3 separate regions of the Homo sapiens genome follow, and all the other regions are linked to region 3. Evidence: chromatin loops called from intact Hi-C (ENCODE). Cell type or tissue: mammary epithelial cell. All regions are shown on one strand.

Region 1 (8,000 bases), 330 kb before region 3:
GTTGGCCAGGTTGGTTTCGAACTCCCCACCTCCAGTGATCCGCCCACCTCAGCCTCCCAAAGTACTGGGATTACAGGCGTGAGTCACCTTGCCAGCGAATATTCTATTTTAAAAGTATACAATTTAAGTGCAACAAAACAAGACTGTGGATTCTATGAGGTCTACTAGTTGGCAGCTTCTGATAAAGAAGACAGGAGTCAGAGTAACTATTTGGTCTAGTTCCTCTTCTGGGACTATCTCCTGGCTAGACAGTAAAAACCAGGATGGCAAGGGGGCTGTTTTGTTCAGTGCAATTTCAAGGGCCTATGTAGCACAGTGCTGAGAATATAGTATGTCCTAGATGGATGGATATGTGGATGGATGGGCGAATGTGTGGATGGATGGGTAGATGGGTGGGTAGGTGGGCGGATGGATGGATGGATGGATGGATGGATGGATGGATGGATGGATGGATGGCTGGATGGATGGATGGATGGGTGGATGGATGCATGGATGGATGAATATGTGGATGGATGGGTGGATGGATGGATGGATGGATGGATGGATGGATGGATGGATGGATTCATGGATGGATTCATGGATGGATTCATGGATGGGTAGTTGGGTGGATGAATGGATAATAAATGGTCTTAGCCTCTCTTTTGGTGCTCTGCACTTTTCACCTTGACAGGCTCCACTTTCCCTTGCCAAACAAGACACACAATATCCCCGTGATCCCCTTATCCTCCTTATGCCATCAAAAACCCTTTTCTGGGATGATCAGATGTTAGTCACTTGCACCTTGGCATGAATTACTTTTTAGTATATTACCTTTCCTGTGGGGATTTCCCCAGTTGGGCCCTTAGTAGATGCTCAATAAGTGTTTGCTGAAGGCATGATGTAGCCTTCCAAACGTTAACCCTTTCTGTGGTATGAAGAGTGTGAACTTGCAGACATCTGTAGGAATGAGGGTGACATAGTGCTGTGTCTTTAGAGAGGAGAGGGGTAGAGGGAGTGGGTGTTTGATGCCTTTTTTTTTTTTTTTTTTTGAAGATGGAGTCTCACTCTGTCACCCAGGCTGGAGTGCAGTGGCTTGATCTTGGCTCACTGCAACCTCCGCCTCCTGGGTTCATGCATTTTTCCTGCCTCAGCCTCCCGAGTAGCTGGGATTACAGGCGCATGCCACCATGCCCGGCTAATTTTTGTATTTTTGGTAGACACGGGGTTTCACCATGTTGGCCAGGCTGGTCTTGAACTCCTGACCTCAGGTGATCCACCCGCCTCGGCCTCCCAAAGTGCTGGGATTACAGGCATAAGCCACCGTGCCCGGCCCTGATGACTTTATTTACCCTAAAGGCCTATGCTGGAGAGGAAGGGAGTTCCCAGGGATTAGACAGGGAAGGTCTCCATCATGCTCGACACCAAGCAAGGTTTCATTTAGAGCAAGGCAGATGCTGCCATCTACCTCCTCTTGGAGAGAGAAAATGACCTGTCATGTTCTTAGGGACATACCCAGCTGACCTCGACCCTCCACCCATCATGCTGATGCACAGGAGGGAAAGAGATGAACATTAGTTAAACACCTGCCATGTGTCAGGGGTATCATTCATGGGGTCCTTACAGCAGATATAGTAATGTCCTTATTTTTACAGTTAAGGAAACCAAGGTTCAGGAAGGTTGACACTGGCCTGAGGCAGCACTGGAAATAAATAGCTGAAAGGGACCTGGGCTTGTCTCCAAGGCTAGTGGTGCTCACGCACTTCCTTACCTGGGGAGATCAAATTCTACCCTTGCAGCCCATCGGGGAGCAGCTCATTTGCTAGCACATTCTTGGCAGGTTACAGAGGCCCTTAAATCTGTGTCTTCATATAATCCTGTTGACAACATGTGAGTAGATCTTCTTATCCCCATCTACGGAAGAGGAAGCAGAGGCTGGTCCAAAATCAGGCAGCAGGTGCCAGAGCTGCCAACTCAAACCCAGGTCTTCTGCTCTGTGCCTGTTGTACATTAAAGGACACACCCAGGAACATTCATTTCTCTCCTGGGTGCCCCCAGGACGTACCTACTTCCTTTGCCCTTGCCCGTGTCCTTTTGGCAGACACACACATCCAGATCCTGCTGCACTCATCTTTGCAGCCCTGGCAAAGACTAGGTACCAAACATTGGATGGATGGGTGGACGGTGACCTCAGGAAGGTGACCCCTGACCTTCAGACTGAGTTGGCTGCTTTTTCTGTGGGCTGAGGGGGATATTTGTGTGAATGCTCTGTGTGGTCATTTTCTATTTTTGTGTCTGTCCCTCCCATTAGGTAGTAAGCCCCCTGAGACCAAGAGCTAGCTATGTTGTCTTTGCGCTTGTTTCCTTAAAGCCTGCAGACTCTGGCACATAGTAGGTGGTCTATCTGTGTATGTTCAGCGTCTTTGAAAGAAGCCTTTTCTACCAACTGAAGTCCAATTTCCCCTGCACCCCACATCTTATCCTCAATCACATTGGTTGTGCATTTTATTCATAGTACTTTTCTTTTTATCTATTTATTTTATTATTATTATTATTATTATTATTATTATTATTATTATTTTGAGACAGAGTCTTGCTCTGTTGCCAGACTGGAGTGCAGTGGCGAGATCTTGGCTCACTGCAACCTCCACCACCCGGTTTCAAGCAATTCTCCTGCCTCAGCCTCCCAAGTAGCTGGGATTACAGGCATGCACCACCATGCCTGGCTAATTTTTGTATTTTTAGTAGAGATGGCGTTTCACCATGTTGGCCAGGATGGTCTTGATCTCTTGACCTCGTGAACCGCCCACCTCGGCCTCCCAAAGTGTTGGGATTACAGGCATGAGCCACTGTTCCCGGCCTCAGTGTCTTTCAAAGAAGCCTTTTCTACCAACTGAAGTCCAATCTCCCCTGCACCCCACATCTTATCCTCAATTCCATTGGTCGTGCATTTTATTCGTAGTACTCATTCTTTTTATCTGTTTATTTATTTATTTTTTGTCTTTTCAATAAGCATGTAAGCTCTCCAAGAACAAGGACTACATCTGCCACTGTATCTGCTGTATCTACTCCTATGCCTGGTGTGGTGCCTAGTCCACATAAGGCTCAATAAATAGTGATTGAATGAGGGAGTGAATAAGTGATGTGAATTGTGATCAGATCCTGCCCACAAAAATCTCCTTCTCTATTGTTCTCAGAGGCAAAAGGTGGGGATCATTTGTCACATCCTGTGGCTCGGGGCCCTGTTATGTCTCAGTTTTTTGCCTCCGCAGATCCCCATACAGGCATAGGGAGTCTCATCACTCTTAGTGCATTCCTTCCCTTCCTAGTTCATTGGACCTTGCTAATTGCATGGAGGACTGAGAGGCTGCACCATTGTTTGCGGTTGAGGGGGCGGTTCCTCCCTCTGGCAATGGGAAGGTGCCAGGAGGGTGAGCTGTTCTCAGGAGAAAACAATGGAGCTAGAATCAGATCTTGGGTCCCTTTGCGTTCCAAGGTCTTTCTTCTGCCACATCTCTGCCCATCCAGCCTGCCACGTGACTCTCTTGCTAACTGGCAAAGTCTCTGAGTGTTTTGCCTTCATTTTCTGCACAGCCCATTGGTTGTCTTCCCTGCTTCTGCCTGGGCCACAAATCAGCAACTGACATGTTGCATCAGAAACATGAAAATCTCTTTCTCTATTTCCACTCCACCCCCAGTGGGGGTGGCCTGCGGAGAGACAGCTGTCCCTGGGACAGGACATTCCTGACCTCTCCTTCCTTGGAAGGACATCACCAAGCCCTGGCTGCGTTAACTCTACATACAGGATCGATTTATTGGAAAACAGTCCTGTTTGAACACAGATCCTGTTTGTATGAATTCCCCTTCTTCTGCCCCTGCTGCAGCCACAAAAGAGCCCCATACCCATTCCTCATCAGTCTCTCTCATACACACTTCCCACCTCCCTCAACTAGGGATTTCCCACCCCAGGCAGCACCAGTTTTATAATATTCTTCTTCCTGGGGCCTCAGATGTGGCAGTAAAATATGAGACCACCCACGGAGAGAGAATCTTCGTGGAATCCAGAGCTCCCCCAGGCCAAGGACTTGATTGATTGGCTGAGGTATTCAGGGAGCTTATTATGAGATTGAACATATTAGGGTGGGAAGAGGAGGCAGCCATGAGAGACAGAGCCCTTAGGCACAGCGGGTCCATCCATTTTGCCTGAGGTCAAACAGCCAGTCAATTACAGAGGCAGCAACCCCAGCCCCCAAAGGCATCTAGAATTCCAGACCATCCCTACCCTTCCCTCTGCCAGACAGAACCGTTCAGAGGCGGCTGAAGCCTGAATGAGCCCCCGGCAAGGAGGCAGCAGTCTGTGTGGCCCATCAGGAGACAGACTTCTGACTTGCAGCCAGGCGGGGGGATGGACTCCCTGACCCTCAGCTTCAGCCCCAGTCCGTCTGCCAGGCCCTGCAGTAAACATTCCAGAGATGGGCAAAACAAATGTTTCTCCTGGGAAGGTGAGGTCTCATCAAGACCACAGCTGCTTGGGTGGTATTGGTGTAGTGCAAAGTGCTTCAGGTTCCAGGTTAGAATCAAGTCGAGGAATGCCAGTTGCGAAGGTTGGCCTCGTACACACCCCCACATCGCAGTGGCTGTAGACCTGTGACTGTATTACAATGGTGTGCCAGTAGATGGCAGTCAAGTGTCTCCAGGAAAGGCCGGCCTACAGACAGTATTTCCTTACCCGGTCAGCGAACATTTGTTAAGCCTGTTGTCCTGTGCCCTAGCTCATTGTGCTGGATACTGGAGACACAGTGAGCATGGAGACTCAGTTTCTGGTTTCCAGGAGCTCACAGACTATATGTTTGGGGGCAGAGGGCAGCTAAGTGATGTGTAATGACAACGTGAAGTGGTAAGGGCTGGAATGGTTGTAAGTGCAGCGTGCTGTAGGAACCAAGGGAGGACGCTCAGCCCAGCTAGGGAAGGGGGTGCTGTCAAGGAAAACTCAGCAGAGTAGATATCACTCATAGGATCTTGAAACATGAGAAAGAGACAATCAAGGAAGTGCCAAGCAGAGGTGAAGGCCTGTGCAGAGGTTCAGAGGCAGGACAGCACAGGAGTATTTAGAGAAGCACAGGAATTTGGATGCAACCATGAAATAGACAGCAAACTGGAGGGGAAGCAGACCCCCAGTCAGCAGGGTCCAGATCATGAAGGACGCCAGGGCTCTGGACTGGATCCAAAAAGTCTGAAAGACCACTTAGGGTCTCCAGGAAAGGTACCCAAATTCTTCCCTCTAGAGTTTGGGTACCCAGATCACTCGTGTGACTTTGAGCAGAGACTTCTCCATCTGGAACACGTTGGGAGCAATCCCTGCCCTACCACCCCTCAGGGTTGGCATGAGGGTCAAATAGGAGGAAGGATGTGAAGGGTCTGGCTGTCCTTATAGGCCAAGGCCACCTCTTTTCCCCATCACCAGCCATCACTCCTTGCACCTGTGAGACAGATCAAAGCAAGGTGAGTCATAATTCTGCTTTGGAACCCCCAAGAGGGTAAGATTGTTTTGTTTATTTGTGGGTCCCCAGCACACAGCACCCACTAGGCACAGGGTAAGCACTCGATAGCTCTTTGCTCTTGTGGATTCTGTTTCAGGCCATGGACTACATACTTTGCAGCTTACTGTGTGCCAGGAACTATTCTCAGTGCTTTGTATGCCTTGTTTCATTTAATCCTCATAACAACCCTGTGAGGTGGCTACTACTATGAGCCTCATTTCCTAGGTGTGGAAACTAAGGCATTCAGAGGTTGGCTTACCCAAGCTTGCACAAGTGAGTGGAGGAGTTGGGGTCCTATCCAGGCTGTATGCCCTGAAGCCATTGCACTTTACTGCCTTGTTGCATAGAGGATTATGTGACTTTCTCACCACACCCTTCCCTGGTAGTTACTGTCACCACTTGACAAATGAGGAAACTGAGACCCAGAGGGCTAAGTGTCTTGTCTTAGAACACATGGTCAGTGAGTAGTAGAGCTAAGATTTTGCCCAAGCCTGTGTGATTGCAAATCCATGTTTTTTTTCCCAGTATGCTGGTGATTGTAATGATAGGTTACCATTCCCGGTCCCAGGCCCACCCAGTACTTCTTTTAAATTTGGAGCTTGGATTTAAAAGCAAGTGATTTTTAAATCCACGAAAGATGCCTACCTTGGATCCTGCTCTGGTCCTTATTAGCCACACCTCTCTTGACAGGCAGAGGAGTTAGGAGTGAGGGGATATTCCCACCAAGACCCTACAAATTGCACTCTTAGGCCATGCCCTGGGTACCCAAACTCTAGAATTCCCTCCTCAAAGGGACCTTAACCCAACTTCAGAGCCTATATAGGCCAATTCCTTGGTCCATTTTCCAAGGGGTGGCCAAAGGACAACCATTTGGGGAGGGGAAGGGAGTAGATGAAGCTTGGCCACGTGGTCTGGGCAATCCACATACCCGCACCAGGAGCCTCAGTGGTGCAGAGGAGAGTGGGTGGGGAATTAAGGAAGATCTTGGGTGAGGTCTGAGAACCAAGAGCTGGCAATCCTTGTGCTGCCACGTGCTGGGTAGAGTGCAAAGAATTCTGAGAAGTTTACATTCTGAGTCTTTAAGGTCATTATGAAATTGTATCTGCCAAGGAAGGAAGACAGACTCTTTGGGACTCTTTTTTTCTTTTTTCTTTTCTTTTTCTTTTTCTTTTTTTTTTTTTTTTTTGGATGGAGTTTCATTCTTGTCGCCCAGGTTGGAGTACAATGGCGCAATCTTGGCTCACTGCAACTTCTGCCTCCCAGGTTCAAGCGATTCTCCTGCCTCAGCCTCTCCTGCCTCAGCTGGAATTACAGGCGCCCACCACCACTCCTGGCTAATTGTTTGTATTTTTAGTAGAGATGGGGTTTCACTATGTTGGCCAGTCTGGACTCCAACTCCTGACCTCGTGATCCGCCTGCCTCAGCCTCCCAAAGTGCTGGGATTACAGGCATGAGCCACCATGCCCAGTGGACAGATGTCTTTTATTTAAATGTTTGCTGGCTTGATTTTGTCAATTTTAAATATTAGACATATGACCCATAGGTTTCCATTTGTCGCTTTGCCCCAGGCACTTCAAATACTAGACATGGGCTTGTCCTGGTGTCTGGAATTTGCTGATACTACCTTTAAGGATTACGATAAAATTCACAAACTGTATGAAAAGATTCTCTTTGCATGAGGCTGTCCACATGGGTATTTATTTGAAGACCATTGCTGAAAGAAAAAAAAAATCAAAATCTTGCTTTCGAGTCATACTAATAGTTCCTTTCCTACTAAACTACCGCCTAGTTGACATCTAAGCCCATCAGGACGTAAGAAAAAGTGGTGCTAATATCAGAGCTGTCAGTCAGTTTTGGGAAGAGATTAACTCCACCAGCATCAGCTAAGAGTAGGTAGAGAGACTTTGGAAGCAGACAGGCTGAAGCAGTTAGTGAATTTGTAGAAAGGATTCTTTCACAAATGGAAGGCTGAAAAATAATGGGTGATGACATCCATCTTCCAAGGAAAAGAGTAGGAGACTAAGAAGGTTGTTTAATGCTTAAAAAATTATCCATTAGAAATAAATCATGTGGCTGCATCCAGCTGATGGGAGACTTGGGGTACACATTTTTATGTACCAATCTGTCAACTCTCTTACTGTGGGAAAAGGGGAGAATGAGTATTAGGAAGCAAAGAGCTGTCTCCGTCCCAGAGAAGGTTTATGGAAATGCTTAACACAATGCTCAGTTCACAGCAAGTCACCAAGAACTATTAGTGTCATCATACCAATAATCAAAAAGAGAAAATGGAAACTTTGTTACTTTTTGTGAGACGATATCCAAACCTATAAAGACCCCAATTTTCACTGCTATTTTTCAGAGTTGAGCAAAAGCACAGATATGGAATTAGAAGTCCTGGGTTCAAATCCCTTAGGCAAAATATTTAGTCTCTCTGGGTTTCAGTTTCTTCATCTGTAAGTTGGAAATAATGATATCTACTTCGTG
Region 2 (8,000 bases), 160 kb before region 3:
CACATATTTAAACTGGGAGCTTTGCTATAGGCCACGCCTGGCTCTGTTTTTGCTGCTGGTGCCAGACAGGGGTAAGCTAACACCCAGCAATGTGGAGAAGCTGACACTCCACGCAAAGTCACTCGCTGAATTCCTGGCCAAAGCTCATCTCTCCTGCCCTCACTTTCAGAACTGGGAAGGAAACAGCAGGAGAGGCTGGAGATTTATTCACTCGGGGATTTTTAACTTCAGAGTGGGCCCCTGCGAGGTCAATGATCAGCAAAACTCCAGCATTCCAGTGAACAAATCTCAGTGCTCAGAGCAGCAGGGATTGAAAGCATCTTGGGTTCCAGCTTGCTTCCTTCAGCTGGGGTTTGGAGCTGGAGGCTTGGATTCAAATCCTGTCTCTGCCTCTAGGTTCCCTCAAGTGGAATAAGAAGATCAGTGGCAGCAGGCTCCTAGGGTTGTCACAGGGATCAAGTGGGAGAGCAGAATGCAAAAACCCTGCCTAATGCCTGCCACATGCACTCACTCCCCCATGAACTCCTGAGTGGCAGGCTTGGGACTGGATAGTGGACGCCCTGGTGCCTGGTAAATGTTTGCAGAATCTGAAGACACGTAGTACATTTTATTCCAGCTCAAATAGGCTAACTAAGATGCCAGGAAGTTCAGAGAAGAGAATAGTCAACAAGATGACACATAGTGAATATCTAGTTTTTTTCTTTCTTTCTTTTAAAGTGTTAACTTCTCAAGATTCTGCCTGTCATCTGTACAATGCAGATACTGAAATTTCCCAAAATTTAACAAAATAGGACCGAGGTTATCTGGTTTTCTACTTTCTCCATGCTCTTTATTTTCTTACATTATTACCTTTTTAAATTTTGTTTATTTATTTATTTATTTATTTTTGAGACGGAGTTTGCTCTGTCTCCCAAGCTATAGTGCAGTGACACAATCTCAGCTCACTGCAACCTCCGCCTCCCGGGTTCAAGCGATTCTCCTGCCTCAGCCTCCTGAATGGCTGGGATTATAGGTGTCACCACCACACCCAGCTAATTTTTTGTATTTTTAGTAGAGATGGAGTTTCACCATGTTGACCAGCCTGGTCTCAAACTCCTGACCTCAAGTGATGCTCCTGCCTCGGCTTCCCAAAGTGCTGGAATTACAGGCGTGAGCCACCACACCAGGCTCATTATTTCCTTTTTAACTTAAGTAATACAACTTCACTAAAGAAAGGTTGGGAAAAAAAGAAGTCAACAAACAAACAAAAACCTATAAAATAATTGTGTAAATGACCTAAACTCCCACTGTCCAGTTATAACTATGCTTTATATTTATATTACCTTCAAGACTTTTCCCTATGCTACTATAAACTTGTGGATACGTCCCCTGCTAATAGAATCATCCAAAATGTGCTTGGTGATCTGGTTTATTTCAATCCCAATATATCAGTTCATATAGCTCTGCCTCATCCCTTTGAATGGCTATGTTGTTTTCAATTGCATAGATACAGAAATGTTAGTTGGATGCTTTTATAAACAACTCTATGATAAACATCCTTGTGTGTTTATATCTGTACATGCACATATGTACAAATAAATATGTATTATATATATAAGCATACACACATACACACATCTTTTTTTTTTTTTTTTTTTTTTTTTTTTTTTTTTTTTTTTGAGATGGAAACTCGCTCTGTCGCCCAGGCTGGAGTGCAGTGGCATGATCTCGGCTCACTGCAACCTCTGCCTTGCGGGTTCAAGTGATTCTCTGCCTCAGCTTCCCGAGTAGCTGGGATTACAGGCGCCCGCCACCACACCCAGCTAATTTTTGTATTTTTAGTAAAGACGGGGTTTCACCATGTTGGCCAGACTGGTCTTGAGCTCCTGACCTGGTGATCCACCTGCCTCAGCCTCACAAAGTGCTGGGATTACAGGCGTGAGCCACCGTGCCTGGCTAACACATACACACATCTTAGCATACTTACCTGATTATTTCCTCTGGATCTAGAAGTTCTCTCCTCTTTCTAAACCTGCCATTTTAGTAGTAACTGAATCCAAGTCAGCAGATCTTCCGCCAGCCATCAGCTGGCCACCCTGCAGACCTCTACATGCAGCATTCAGTATAACTAAGGAAGCCCTAGACACAGTTTCTCAGTTCCCACGAGCTCACCCATCCCTCCCCCAAGTCCTCCCACCCACTGCCCCTGTCCCTACCCCTAGAGGCCAGCTGTTTACCAAACCCGAAAGAAATCCTATCTGCCTGAGTCCTGTCCCTTTTCTGCGCTCATTGGACCCAGCCTGCGATTTCAAAGTTCCAGGGTCTGAGTAGATATCCCAAGACAGGCGGGGCCAGGAAGAGCCTAATCGTTTATGTCATAAAGTCACTGCTCAAAGCCGCCTCCCCAAACAAGGTCCCTTTCTGCCTTCTGTGTGCTCCTTTTCTTATAAAAGTACTCTGGTTGTCATGGGCAATCAGTATTCTGCAAGAGTAGGGAGCATCTCTTTTGGTCAGAGAGTGAATGCAAACTGCCATGTCTTTACTCAGTATCAAAGACATCTGCCTCAAACACTGGTTCAGAAGCGAAAGAACAACATCGAAAGCAGAGGAAATGGATCCAAATGTTTCCTATGAAGGGAGTCATCATAACAACCCATTCAACGAATACAAGTAACTTCCTTTTATTTGTATACAGAGAATTTATATCATACATGCATGCCTCTAACCAGCCTGAGTTCAATGACATATATATATTATTTAATTATGCAAAAAATATATACATATATACACTCCATTTTAAAAGGGCAATTCCTCCCACCCCTGATTCTTCAGTGAGCTCCAGACAGGGATCTGCTGTTGTCTCTGGTGGTGCCAGTCCCTATATGACTACGGGGTTTAAAGACAGATCCTGAGATTGTCTCACTCCCTAAAAGCATCTCAGCTGCTCAACCTGAGGGTACTTGACAACAAAAAAAAAATAGTAATCTGTCACAACACTGATGGAACTGCTGGCTCAGGTGGAGTTATGGAGAGATGGCACTGTATTTTTTTTTTTTTTTGAGATGGAGTCTTGCTCTGTCGCCCAGGCTGGAGTGCAGTGGCGAGGTGTCGTCTCACTGCAACCTCCACCTCCCAAGTTTAAGTGATTATCCTGCCTCAGCCTCCCAAGTAGCTGGGACTTCAGATGTGCGCCACCACACCTGGTTAATTTTTTGTATTTTTAGTAGAGATGGGGTTTCACCGTGTTAGCCAGGATGGTCTCGATCTCCTGACCTCATGATCCGCCACCCTTGGCCTCCCAAAATGCTGGGATTACAGGCGTGAGTCACCGCGCCTGGCCTGCACTGTATTTTACAGGAATGTAAGGGTTTTTTGACTTTCTATGTGCTGACTTCATAAGATGTCACTCCATGACCCTTAGACATATAGGTGTCAAAAGACCTTCACCTATAATCACCTGTGGCAGGGCACTGTGGGGATGTACCATCTTATAGGAGTGGACATGGGGCTCTGGAGGCAGAGTGACTTGCCTGAGACCACATGGATGGCTGGGGAGTTCATTCTGACTGCACCCCACGTCTTTTCACTCCAAGTCTGGAGCTGCCTCCCCTGCTCCTACACGGCCTATTATTAGCACCATGGGAGCCCACCAAGCTTCTTCCTGCCTCAGCCAGTTACCATGCTGTCTGTCCAGAGACCTGCACTCACGGCCCCCTAAGTTGCTCTTGGCAATGCTTCTCCTTCCCTCCAATTGCTATTCCTGCTGGTGGCTGCTCACCCAATCCCAGACCACCACCCTCCAGGCCTGGTCGGCTCTGTGCTAATCCACTGGACCCTGGCTGCTTTGGGGCTGGGACACAGACGGCCCACTGCATCCTGGTTTCTGAGAGGAGACTCCCTTTGGCCAGCCCCAGGTTCAAATCTAGCTCATCTATTTAAGAGAGGCAGAGGACATCCACCCCACTCACAGCTCCCAACAGAAACATCCCTTGCGGCATTCTCTGTGGCAGGTCCCATCTCCTGCAGGGACCTTGGAGAGAGAGGATTTCCAGCGTCAGGTCCGTAAGAGCAATCAGGTAACTGACCACGGGACTTACAAGTCCCACCAGGAGCCAGAAGGTGGCGCCTAGGAAAGGGATGGGCTGTGCTGGCTTCCTACATGATGCTCTAGACCCAAAAGCAAGGGTCACTTGAGTCCTTGCTTTCCCACCATTGTTCTTTTATCTGATTATCAAATGATGTGTCAATGTAGTGAAATTTTATTTTCCAGAAAACACTGGATCAAATTAAAATCATCCAAAATCCCACAGCGCAGAGTAACTAGTGTTGATATTTAGTATACAGACATTCAGACTCTTCTCTAAGCATCTGGATGCACATTCATCTCTCTCTCTCTGTTTTTTTTTTGTTGTTGTTGTTGTTGTTGTTTTTAACAAATTGGCTTCTGTTACTCAAAAGTGCACCATAGGGCTATTCTGGCATCAATAGAGAACTACCTCAACATCTTTTATGACTCTTTCATTCACCTTTCTTTGGACCATCCATTATATTAATAAATCCATTTCTATCAACTCTGGCTATGAGGGCCACACCCACCTCCTTTGACTTCTGATTTTAATAGCACAGCACTGATGACACCTTAGCGGTTAGCAGAAGAGGAAGTGCAGATCTTCACTGTATGAACGCACCATAATCTAAGCAGTCTATTTGCAATAGACATTTAGATTAATTTGGGGATAAACAATGTAGCAATGGACTCCATTGCCTAGTTATTTCTTAGGACTAAATTTCTAGAAGTAAGATTGCTAGTTAAAGTGTATGCACATGTTTGAGGCTTTCGATGCACAGGAACATACTTCCCTCCCCAGACGTCACACCAGTTGCCTTTCCTCTTAGTGGCCTGTGAAGGTGAGAGACCAGACTCCATGAGGATAGGAAGTGCAAGTCCCAGATTCCCCACACTGCTCTGCCAAGTCCAGGGACATCATCTGGAAATCCCCAGAGGCATCAGCACATGGAGCACATCCCACGCAGGGCATGCAGGGGAAATGTGATCATACCCTGTGAACATACCCAGAGACAGCGAGGAAGACTTTGGGCACAGGAGCCAGCCTCGGAGATGGGGAGTTGGGGAAAGGACAGACAGACAGAGCTCCAACTTCTTTTTTTTTTTTTTTTTTTGAGATGGAGTTTTGCTCTTGTTGCCCAGGCTGGAGTGCAATGGTGCGATCTCGGCTCATTGCAACCTCTGCCTCCCAGGTTCAAGCAATTCTCCTGCCTCAGCCTCCCGAGTAGCTGGGATTACAGGCATGCGCCACCACGCCCGGCTAATTTTGTATTTTTAGTAGAGATGGGGTTTCTCCATGTTGGTCAGGCTGGTCTCGAACTCCCGACCTCAGGTGATCCGCCTGCCTCGGCCTCCCAAAGTGCTGAGATTACAGGCGTGAGCCACTGCGCTCGGCCTCAACTTCTTACAGAATAATCAGAAGCAGGGAGTGGAAGGCAGTGAGTGACGGGGGAACCATGAGGCCCTCTTTGTCTTGCAGGAAGTATCCCTCCACTGAGTGGGACATATGGTGACAAGAGGAGCTACGTGGGACAGTGACAAATACCTGGTTCAGGAATCCACCCCCTGGAAGCTGCTTTCCCCCACTCCCCACCTGCTGTGAGATATTGGGAAAGGGCTTCGCTTCTCTGGGCCTCCGCTCTTCCATCCGATTTGCCTTGCCCCTCAGCTGAGATCATCTTAATTCTGTGATTTCAGAACCAGCCTGAAGACCAGGGCAGACAGGTCTCCACTCCATCCCTGTCTGTTAACCAGGTCATTCACCTTTCTATGGACCATCCATTATATTAATAAATCCATTTCTATCAACTCTGGCTATGAGGGCCACACCCACCTTCTTTGACTTCTGATTTTAATAGCACAGCACTGATGACACCTTAGCGGTTAGCAGAAGAGCAAGTGCAGATCTTCAATGGAACGTAAAGAATGTGCTTTTCAAATTCAGCTTCAGCTCAGCCTTTACTGAAAGTCCCTGTCACTGCTGGCATCTCTCACCCACCTGCATTATAAATGGGGTCTTTCCCATTTTGCAATTGGGAAAACCAAGGCTCAGAGTTTACATTTTAGTCAACTAACTCCAGTGGTAAAAGGCAGAGACGGGATTCCATCTCTGCTTTTTTTGACTCTAAGTTCATCTCTTTTGACATCCTCCACTGTCTCTCCAAACCCTTCAGAAGAGCCTGGGAGATTGCACCGGTGGGTATTCTTTATGCTCAAAAATATAAATTCTCTAGTGCAGGGATGAGATCATATTGAAAGAGCATGAAGCCACCTGGGTTTCTCGGATTGGTCATGCTTGGCTCAGAGACCTTGAAGCCAATTAACATGTCTCTCCCTACCCTTTATCATCCATAAAATAAGCAGTGAGAGAATTAATTAGCAATATCTGGCAAACTCTGCTCTTTATCATTCATACATCACTTCTAATCTAATAAGTAAGCAGTTAACCTCCTTTTCTCCTTCCAAGAACCCACATCTGTTGACTTGGCTTTCAAATAGGTATGAGTAAGCTTCTGTGATCCTTCACCCTAAAACATATCCCAAGCCCCAAACCTCCCCTTGGTCCCAGGTGCTCCTTGGTGCCTGGGGGTAATCAGGTCCTGGTGATGCCACGACTTGTTTTCTCCGGGCCCCTGCCCAACCCTAAGCAAGCATGTTGCAGAAGCAAGATGTGCCAACTAAGCATGGGTCAGGACAAATCTCAGCCTGACCCTAAAGACTACCTCCATCCTCAAAGTAAATGGGGTTAAGGGGGAAGAAGTCAACCAGCCAGGTGCCGGGGAGTTACGGCTTTCAGGTGCAGGTTTTCCAGGCCCCTAGGTGATGCTAGGTGCTGCAGTGGAATGGGTGGATGAGCAGAGGAGGATGACACACACACGGAGTAGAACACACCACACACACACACACACACACACACGCAGTGGAATGGGTGGATGAGCAGAGGATGACACACACACGGAGTAGAACACACACCACACACACCACACACACACACACACACGCGCACGCACACACACACACACACACAGGGGAGAAAGGAGGAATGCTAAGGAAATGCCCTGTGATCATGCCCTGAGGGAGTGAGGAAGGGCTTGGGCACAGGAGCCAGCCTCAGAGACGGCCTGAATAGGATGAGAGGGCTGACTCTGCTGAGCCAGGAACGACACCTACACTCCACCTTCATAGGAATCAGAAAAGCACCCACTCTCAGTGTTAGAAGCTTGCACCACCCCCCACACCAAAAAATCCCCTCAAGGCCCTGATTCCCTTGGGCTCTAAAACAAACAAAAAAGCTAATGGGTTTCCCAGGAAGCCATGTGGTAGGATGGATATCACAGAAAACTATGGTTGCGAGAACTTCCCTTGGGCCCATGCGCAGAACAGGAAGTCAGGCAGTGAGTGGGCTCCCAGGAAGTTAATATACACTATGGACAGGTAGCAAGTTATGGACAGATAGCAAGATAGCCAGTTAATATACTCTATGGATGACCCAGCAAGTTTGCTGTTTCAGAATCCTCCTCTTCTGTTTTTTGAACTTTCGAAAACAAAAGATATGCTGGGAGACGCGGCCCCTAGAGTGTGCTTACTCCAGGTCCTTGATTGTCCAGACTGTGGAGGGGGAAGGGCAGATCTATGCCAAGAGGGGAACAGGCTGTAGAGGCCACAGCTGATTCATTTTTGTGACCTTAGCACTCTGCCCAGCACCTGGAATATAGTAGGTGCTCCATAAACCTGTGTTCAAGGAGAGAATCTGTCCATAGCATATGTATTAATGGGACCTTTATAGTCAATGGACATCCTTAGAAATCACATACCCATCGTTGGCTGGTGGTTGAGAAAAAAAGGTAAAAAATGAGATACACCCTTCTACATGTTTGGCCTCCAATATGGGGCCGGGCTGGGCCTCGAGAAGGAGACCGCAGGACCTCACCAGCAAGGCATCGTGTCCTCTTTG
Region 3 (8,000 bases):
TGCCCCAAAAAAAAAAAAAAAAAAAAAAAAAAGAATTATACATTATACAATGGACTTTGGGGATTCGGGAGGAAAGGGTGGGAGGGGTTGAGGGATAAAAGACTACAAATTAGGCTGGGTGCAGTGGTTCACGCCTGTAATCCCAGCACTTTGGGAGGTGGAGGCGGGCAGATTGGGAGGCCGAGGCGGGCAGATTATGAGGTTAGGAGATCGAGACCATCCTGGCTAACACAGTGAAACCCTGTCTCTACTAAAAACACAAAAAATTAGCCGGGCTTGGCGGCGGGCGCATGTAGTCCCAGCTACAAGGGAGGCTGAGGCAGGAGAATGGCATGAACCCAGGAGGCGGAGCTTGCAGTGAGCCGAGATCGCACCACTGCACTCCAGCCTGGGCGACAGAGCGAGACTCTGTCAAAAAAAAAAAAAAAAAAAAAAAAAAGCGACCAATTGAGTACAGTGTATGCTGCTCGAGTGACAGGTGCACCAAAATCTCAGATATCACCACTAAAGGACTCATTCATGTAACCAGACACCTCCTGTTCCCCAAAAACCTATGGAAATAAAAAATAATAAATAAATAAATAAATGCTGCTGTTAGGTCAAGAAAGACAAGGACTAAAACACCGACCACTAGATTTTCCCCTGAAAACTATTTATTACTTTTAACCAAGTGCTGGCCAAGTCTCCCTGGCCTTGGATGGAAGGCATATCAATTGCACATCATCAGCCAAGTACTGATTGGATGGTTTCAATTGCAAAGGGGAAATCTTATCTCCAAGTCATAAGGTGGGATTTCTGACAGAAGGAAGAGCACACATTAGGTGAAGAATGCTAGACTAGGAAGGAATGGAGTCAGATGGCATGGGCACCAGTCTTGGTTTATCTACTTGCTCCCTGTGTGACCTTAAGACTCCCTGTAGCTCTTACCATCTTCACATACAATATGATGGGTGGTGAGCAGAGCAGGGTTCTCTGAGAGACTTTTCATAGTCTCTTCTCAAGTCTAAAATTCAAAGACATTTCCCTATCTTAGTCAGGGATGGCTACATAATTTGCAGGATCCCTTTTTCAAAATGTGCAGTGTGGGGGGGGAATGCTGTTAAAGATACTAAATATAAAGCTTTTTCTTTCCTTCCACTATCTCTCTCTTGACTTGTCATAATGCTGTTTTAATTGCTATTTAATATCATTCTAGGTAAAATAAATAAATGAAATTTTACATTATTCACGTGGATTTTACCATTTACTTTTACATTGTGCAATGCAAAATTTTAAATGCAAATATGAAAACATTGAACTCATAAGCAGAATCAATAAAATTACACAATTCATATTTCATAGTTCCTACATGCTGTATTAGTCAGTTCCCACACTGCTAATAAAGACATACCCGAGACTGGGTAACTTATAAAGAAAAAGAGGTTTAGGCTGGGCGTGGTGGCTCATGCCTGTAATCCCAGCACTTTGGGAGGCCGAGGCAGGTGGATCACGAGGTCAGGAGATCGAGACCATGCTGGCTAACACGGTGAAACCCCGTCTCTACTAAAAATACAAAAAATTAGCCGGGCGTGGTGGTGGGTGCCTATACTCCCAGCTATTCGGGCGGCTGAGGCAGGAGAATGGCGTGAACCCGGGAGGCGGAGCTTGCAGTGAGCCAAGATGGCGCCACTGCACTCCAGCCTGGGCGACAGAGTGAGACTCAAAAAAAAAAAAAAAGAGAAGAAAAGAAAAGAAAAACAAGTTGAATGGGCTTACAGTTTCACATGGCTGGGGAGGCCTCACAATCATGGCAGAAGGCGAAAGGCACGTCTTACATGGCGGCAGCAAGAGAAAATGAGAGCCAAGCGAAAGGGGTTTCCTCTTACACAACCATGCTACACAAAACTAACTCAACTGTTTTTATTTCACTTCTGGATGCACACACATTCTTCCAACCCCCTCTACTTGAGGCTTACTGTTGAGTAAGTAAGGACTAAAAGAAAAGTGAACTATGAATTGGCCTACCTTTTTCTTTTTTTCTGTGTCATCATATTCAGTATAAATTATTGGCTAGTAAGAAGGAACATGAGGGAATCTCTTGGTTGGTTGTTTGCTTTTCTCAGAAAGTGATTGTCTTCCTCATCTGTAAAATGGGGATACTTTGTAAGGCAATTTTAAAACAGAAAATTCATCTATCCACTCATGTAATTCTATACCACGCACAGTGCTTGGAACACATATGTGGTCAGTAAATATTTTAAGTGCTAAGAATTCAGTGTGGCTCAAGTTGGGAGGATGCTGAGGTACATAATAAAAATAACAGCTCAGCAGTAATTGAGTATTTATTATGTGCCAGGCATTGTGTTAATGCTATTGTATTAACTCATTTCCTCTTAATGACAGCCTTATGAAGTAGGTATTTTTATTACCCCCATTTTACAGATGAGGAACTTGGAAAGGTCAGTAACTTGGCCAAAGACCCGTAGCCAGTTAAGTGGCATATCTGGGAGTCAGGCCCAGGTCAATAAGATGCCAAAGCATGTGCTTTGGAACACTGACTATATTGGTCCCATAGTTACTTGGTAATAAAATCAAAGTAGTCAAAGAGCTATGGAGGGAAATGATGAGTTCCATCTGGGGAATCCAAGAAAGGCACTGAGAAGGCAGCTGTATGTACACGTCTGTAGCTCAGGAATGATGAACAGACTATAGATAAGATTTGGGAGTCCTCAGCTGAATGATAGCCACTGAAACCGTGAACATGGATATGAGTTAAGATAAGACAGCCCTATAGAACTAAGGCATCTGAGAGCCAAGGGAGGAGAAAAGAATGCCGAAAAGGAGACGTTGCAGAGGTAGGAGTGGATGCATAGGGGGAATACCTGGAAACCTGTGGACATTAATTCACATGCTACAGAGATGACCAATCAGATGACAACTGCAAAAAGACCTTTAGATTTTGCACGTGTCCCCACAGATGACTCCGGGTAAAACAGACTCCCTAGACTGGTAGATAAGGGGAAAGGGACAATGGAGAGATTTATAACTAAACTTGGTATGACTTTTCATCTGTCACATTCCATGGAAAAAAATTATCCTTTGTCAAACTACATTTCCTGACTTGGAGGCTAAGAAAAGTCAGTCACTGCAGCAAGATGCAAGATGCAACTTGGCTGTGGACATTTGCCAAGCCACTTACGTCCCCTCTTGAGGCCTCAGTTTCCTCATCTGTACATAGAGTTATTGGATGAGACATACTCTAAGTTTTCTCCCAGATCCAAAATTCTATTCCCTTCCGTTCCAGATGCTCTTTGAGGATGTTGGTGTTGACAAGAAAGGTGGGGGGAAAGAGAAGGACCCTGCTTGACCGCGACAGGTCCCCTTGTATCCTGTTCCCTCTCCATCTTATTTTCTCCACAGTGCTCTAGGGCAGCTGTGGAGCCAATGATGAAAACCACATGTTTCTGGGCAGCCCTGCTGTTGCACAATGCCGCCAAGGGGAGGGCAAAAAAGAAAGAAAGAAAGAAAAAAAAGAAAGTAAGTAAGAAAGGAAAGAAAAGAGCTTTGGAATTCTCGGCTTCTACAGACAATTCCCCCATTGATGTGCTGTGAGTCACGGCGGGCCGCCAGGCCATCATGGTTTCTGAATCACTTCCTTCAAGAGGGGCTCTCCACTTGTTCCCGGGCTGACTTTGGCCAGGGCTGGAATGCAAGGAGATTGGACCCTTTGGAGTGGTTCTGACTGCCTTCCTCTTTGCTGGAGCCCCAGAGGGGAAGGTGGAGGTGCTAGGCAGCAGGGCGTAGGGGTCTGAATGGAATTGAAGACAGCAGAGAAGCAGGTTGGACCTGCTTGTCCCAATTGGTGGACCCAACTCATGCCCCTCTCTCTCCCTCTGTTAGAGAAGAAAATGATGTAAAAATCCCAGATTAAAGGCCAAAGTTTTCTCTGGTGGGCACTAGACTCAGCCAGATCCGGAATTTCTATCCTCTCCACCTTGACATCCTGGCTGATGTGGACAAGGTTGACACCTTTTGAGCAGAGATAGGTTAAAGTTGATCCCAGCCATGTCTCCAATGGCTCACATTAGGGAACCTTGAACGGCACTCTCAGTCTCCCATCTTGCAATTTCCATCTTTGAGGTCAAGGATGTTAATGGCCCAAGAAGCCCTCGCCTGGGTGGTGGTCCTTAGGTGAGAGTCTGTTTTAAGTTCTTGCTTAAAATAAGCTTCACTTTTTTTCGGCCAAGACCCTTAATCCTTGCTCTGGGCCAGACTCTGCGTAGGCACCATGGATCCCAAGAGGAAATAGACATGGCGCCAACTGGACAAAAGAGAATGACAGGTAAATAAGTAATGATGCAAATTTATCACCAAATGCAGACTTGGGGACAAGGGGAGCTCCAGAAGGCAGCCAGAAATGTTTGTTGGATGGAGCATTTAGCGCCATTTTCCTTTGCCCGACCACCATTCCTTCCCCGCCAGCCCCTTAACCCCAGAACTTTCCAGAAGATCAGTATGAATGGGCCCTGGATTAGAGAGGAAGTGGTCTCTTCCCTCCACCAACACAGGGTGCTGTTTCTCAATGACCCCAGCTGTTAGGGAATATGCTAGAATGCCGCCATCTGGTGGGCACACGGAGCCGTGTCCATTTCGCAACTTTGCTGCACCTGGGGCAAGTGTCAGAGACGCACTGACCTGGAAGCCATGCCCCAAAGAAACCAGGTTTGGCACGGCTACTTATTTGACTGAAGTTACAGGTGATGAGCAAAAGGAGCGCCTTTTAAGGAGTCCTCCTGACCACATTCAGCTGGCTGTCTCCCTTTAAGGAGGTGAACTTGGAGGAAAAGCTAGTTTAGAGCAGGCACCATATCTTCATCTTCTCTATGCCTCTCATAGCCTCTAGCAGCAGATCCAGGAGGTAATGGGTGCTCAATGCATGGATGTTCAATGGGATCAGTTACTGAATATGATCAGTGAGAATGATAGCAAGGGTTCTTTCTATCTTGCACCACCATATCCCTAGCACCATGCCTGACTCTACAAATATACATTGAACCATTGAATAAAATTAGACTCTCGGAAGTAAAGATTCTGGAAACAGCAAACATGATTTGCTGGAGGACAGTTTAGGTATTGCCTGTATTGTCTAGTACAGCCTCCTTCCTCTCAGATGCATCCCAGGGAGACACAGTGACTTCACCAAAGTCACACAGCCACTCTTTAGAACTGGGACTGGTGGGCGGGCCAACTTGCCACCTGGTTGCCTGGCAGAATCCAGGTTGCCTGCCCATGTATATATGAGAAACAAGACAGGCAGCAAAAAAAGTATGGAGGAGGCATTTGTCCAGGGTCACACCCAGTGGAAGAGCTTCCCACTAAGAATATCTGAAACACCTTTTCAAGGACTCTAATACTATCCTGTGCTCCTAGGGTGAAAAGGAACACCACCTAGTGCATTAAATAAAGAGGTAAAGAATGTCTAGCAATCCAAGGAAAACAGAGCCAAATGCAGTTACTGGGTGCACAGAATGTGATGTGGGAGGTACCAGTCATGTCACAGGTCCAGGTGGAGCTCTTGTCTCCCAGGAAGAGTTTGTGAAATAGTATAACCCATGTTCTGAAGTTGAGCTCCAGAGTGGGTGATGGTTACCCAGATGGAAGAAGCAATCTGGCTTACATGTAACAATAAAGGATCTGGCTGTCTCCCCAGCACACTCTTCGTGGCTTCATTCTCTCTCTCAATTTTCCCTCTTTCCTGTGCCACATGGACCTTTCTAACACTCTTCTGCTTAGACCATCAATGGCTCCCTATTGCTTCTTAGATAAAATCTAAATATCTTCCCTTATCATCACCCCACTCCAACTCTTTAGCTACATACTTCATCCCTTCCTGCTTAGCCCTTACTCACCTTGGTTACACTGTTAGGACGCCTGTCCCTCAAGTAGGTTCCAGTCCTGGCTTCACCACTTGCTCTCATTGTGACCTTAAGGAAATCACTTAATTCCCTGTGCCTTCATTTCCTCATCTATAAAATGGAGTTCATGCTAGCATCTACCAGACTGGGCTGTCGTGAGAATGGATTTGAGTTCAGTATGTGAAGTCCGAATAGCGCCTGTCATGTGGTATGCTCGCAATGTATGTTAGCAATCATTCCTGTTATTATCGCTACATATAACATGCTTCCTCACGCCCCCATCCTTTCACACATGTTCACTGTGCCTGAAATGTCCTTTCTCTGCCTTCTCCCTCAGATGGACAACAGCTCATTCTTCAAGCTCCAGCTCAACGTCCCTTTTTTAGCAGTAGGGGAAGTTAAGTGCACCCTCATCTTTGTACACATCCCGACCCCATGTTCACCCTAAATCCCATTGTCACCACGAACATCCTTACTCATCAAATGGGGGTGTAATAGCATCTGTTGATCATGGTACCTGCCTGAAATGCCTTATGGATGGGATGGGCGACTCCACAGTCATCCTGTAGCCTGTGTAAATTGCAAAGCCTTCAATGAGCGTGAGAGATGTGTATTTTTGCCATCATGGAAGGGCTGTTGGCTGTCCAGCTTCTAACCTGCCAAGGCAGGGTCAGCATGTCCCTCGCTGACCCAAGGCCCAGTCTCCAGGAGGACCCCTGCCTCTCACAGACACCAGCTCACTCTGCAGCCTGCTGGGCCACACTTGCTTCTCTCACCCATCCACCCGAAAGCGGGGTTGGGGGAAGTCAAACACCAGCTATGAGCACAGGGTGCTGCCAGCACAGCCTACCCAGGGATCTCCCACCTGCTCGTCACCGACCACCTTCCTTTGGTTTCTCCTGGGCTCTAGGGGTGTCTGCAGCCCCCCTGCCCTCACCCTAGGCTCTGCCTTTATTCTCCTTCTGCCTCACTTGGCCTGTTCACCGTAAGAATGGAGAGGTCTCCTCCCGACTCCCGGCCCACCCTCCTTTTTTCTCTCTCCTCCCCCTCAGCATGCTTTAACGTCCTCAAATCCATCCCAGAGGCTTTAACAAGGCTACCTTCATCCACTCATCAAGCACTGTGTGAGGCACTTACTCTCTGCAGGGCACTGAGGGAGATTCAGGATGAGTAAGATGCAAACACTGTCCTAGGAAGACAGGAGGGGAAAGAGAAGTGTTTGTTGAAGGTGCCAGCACAATGCCAGAGACTTAGGGTGGCAAGGGGAGAGAGGGTGAAGGTCTTCTGACATGGTCCTTGGCCATTCTCCACTGGGGGGCTGTAGGTCTGCACTTTGGTTGTGCCTGGCTGGCATGCATTGAGGAGGGGCTGGCCTGATCCTGTCCCAAGCATTCAGCTGATGAGTGACACTGGAGCCCAGTTCATGACTGCTGTGTCCTTTGAGCATAGGGAAGGCTCCGGAGAGCACAGTCTGCAGCCCTTCTTACCAAGCCCTGCCTTGTTCTCAGAATGATGCCACCCCCACTCTGCTCTGCCCGGGCAGCCTGAATGCGAGTAGCCCCTGGTTGAAGGCCATTTGGCCCTGGGGCAACAACCTTCCTTGGCCAGCACCCCTGTCTGAGTCTCAGCTAACTTCTGTGTCTCTCTCAGTGGCTTATGGGAGCCTCTGGTTCCCTTCCATGTCAGACAAGAAGTGAGGGTGGCTCGGGCCGGGCGCGGTGGCTCACGCCTATAATCCCAGCACTTTGGGAGGCTGAGGAGGGTGGATCACAATGTCAGTAGATCGAGACCATCCTGGCTAACATGGTGAAACCCCGTCTCTACTAAAAATACAAAAAATCAGCCGGGTGAGGTGGCAGGTGCCTGTAGTCCCAGCTACTCAGGAGGCTGAGACAGGAGAATGGCGTGAACCCGGGAGGTGGAGCTCGCAGTGAGCCAAGATCGCGCCACTGCACTCCAGCCTGGGTGACAGAGCAAGACTCCGTCTCAAAAAGAAAAAAAAGAAAAGAGAAGTGAGGGTGGCTCAGGAGGGCAAATGCAGAGTCTCTCAGGCTGAGACTGATGCTGAGTAGGTAGGGAGGGGGATGCCTGGGAGGGGATCTCTTC

Evidence for each region. A loop is a pair of places that touch in the nucleus more often than their neighbours do. Peaks named below come from ENCODE experiments on the same cell type or tissue, not always from the same donor. Only the 100,000 strongest peaks of a DNase experiment are listed, where the experiment ranks them.
Region 1: it touches region 3 in a loop (5-fold over the local background); 70 of 110 quality-filtered maps call a loop at or near these places.
Region 2: a loop joins it to region 3, with 10 times the contacts of the local background. A loop is called at or near these places in 3 of 110 quality-filtered maps.

The regions. Positions count from the first base shown.
Region 1 is chr22:32,982,864-32,990,863 of GRCh38, reverse strand. All of the region lies in intron 2 of SYN3 (synapsin III), which reads left to right. Among named protein-coding and RNA genes, the nearest start is that of SYN3, 72 kb to the left of the region's middle. RefSeq lists an enhancer at 3,009-3,910 and a silencer at 4,486-4,780. In mammary epithelial cell, a CTCF peak has its summit at 4,661 (motif pointing right); DNase peaks (open chromatin) are centred at 3,393 and 4,653; H3K27ac peaks cover 2,168 bases.
Region 2 is chr22:32,819,316-32,827,315 of GRCh38, reverse strand. All of the region lies in intron 6 of SYN3 (synapsin III), which reads left to right. The region is part of intron 1 of TIMP3 (TIMP metallopeptidase inhibitor 3); the gene reads right to left. Among named protein-coding and RNA genes, the nearest start is that of TIMP3, 22 kb to the right of the region's middle. RefSeq lists an enhancer at 6,490-6,989. In mammary epithelial cell, a CTCF peak has its summit at 4,103 (motif pointing right); a DNase peak (open chromatin) is centred at 6,965.
Region 3 is chr22:32,657,024-32,665,023 of GRCh38, reverse strand. All of the region lies in intron 6 of SYN3 (synapsin III), which reads left to right. It overlaps LOC105373002 (a long non-coding RNA gene), which reads right to left. Exons shown (of 4, transcript XR_938176.4): 4 at 458-4,300. Among named protein-coding and RNA genes, the nearest start is that of SYN3-AS1, 86 kb to the right of the region's middle. RefSeq lists an enhancer at 2,897-4,096. In mammary epithelial cell, a CTCF peak has its summit at 4,607 (motif pointing left); DNase peaks (open chromatin) are centred at 3,553 and 4,583; H3K27ac peaks cover 983 bases.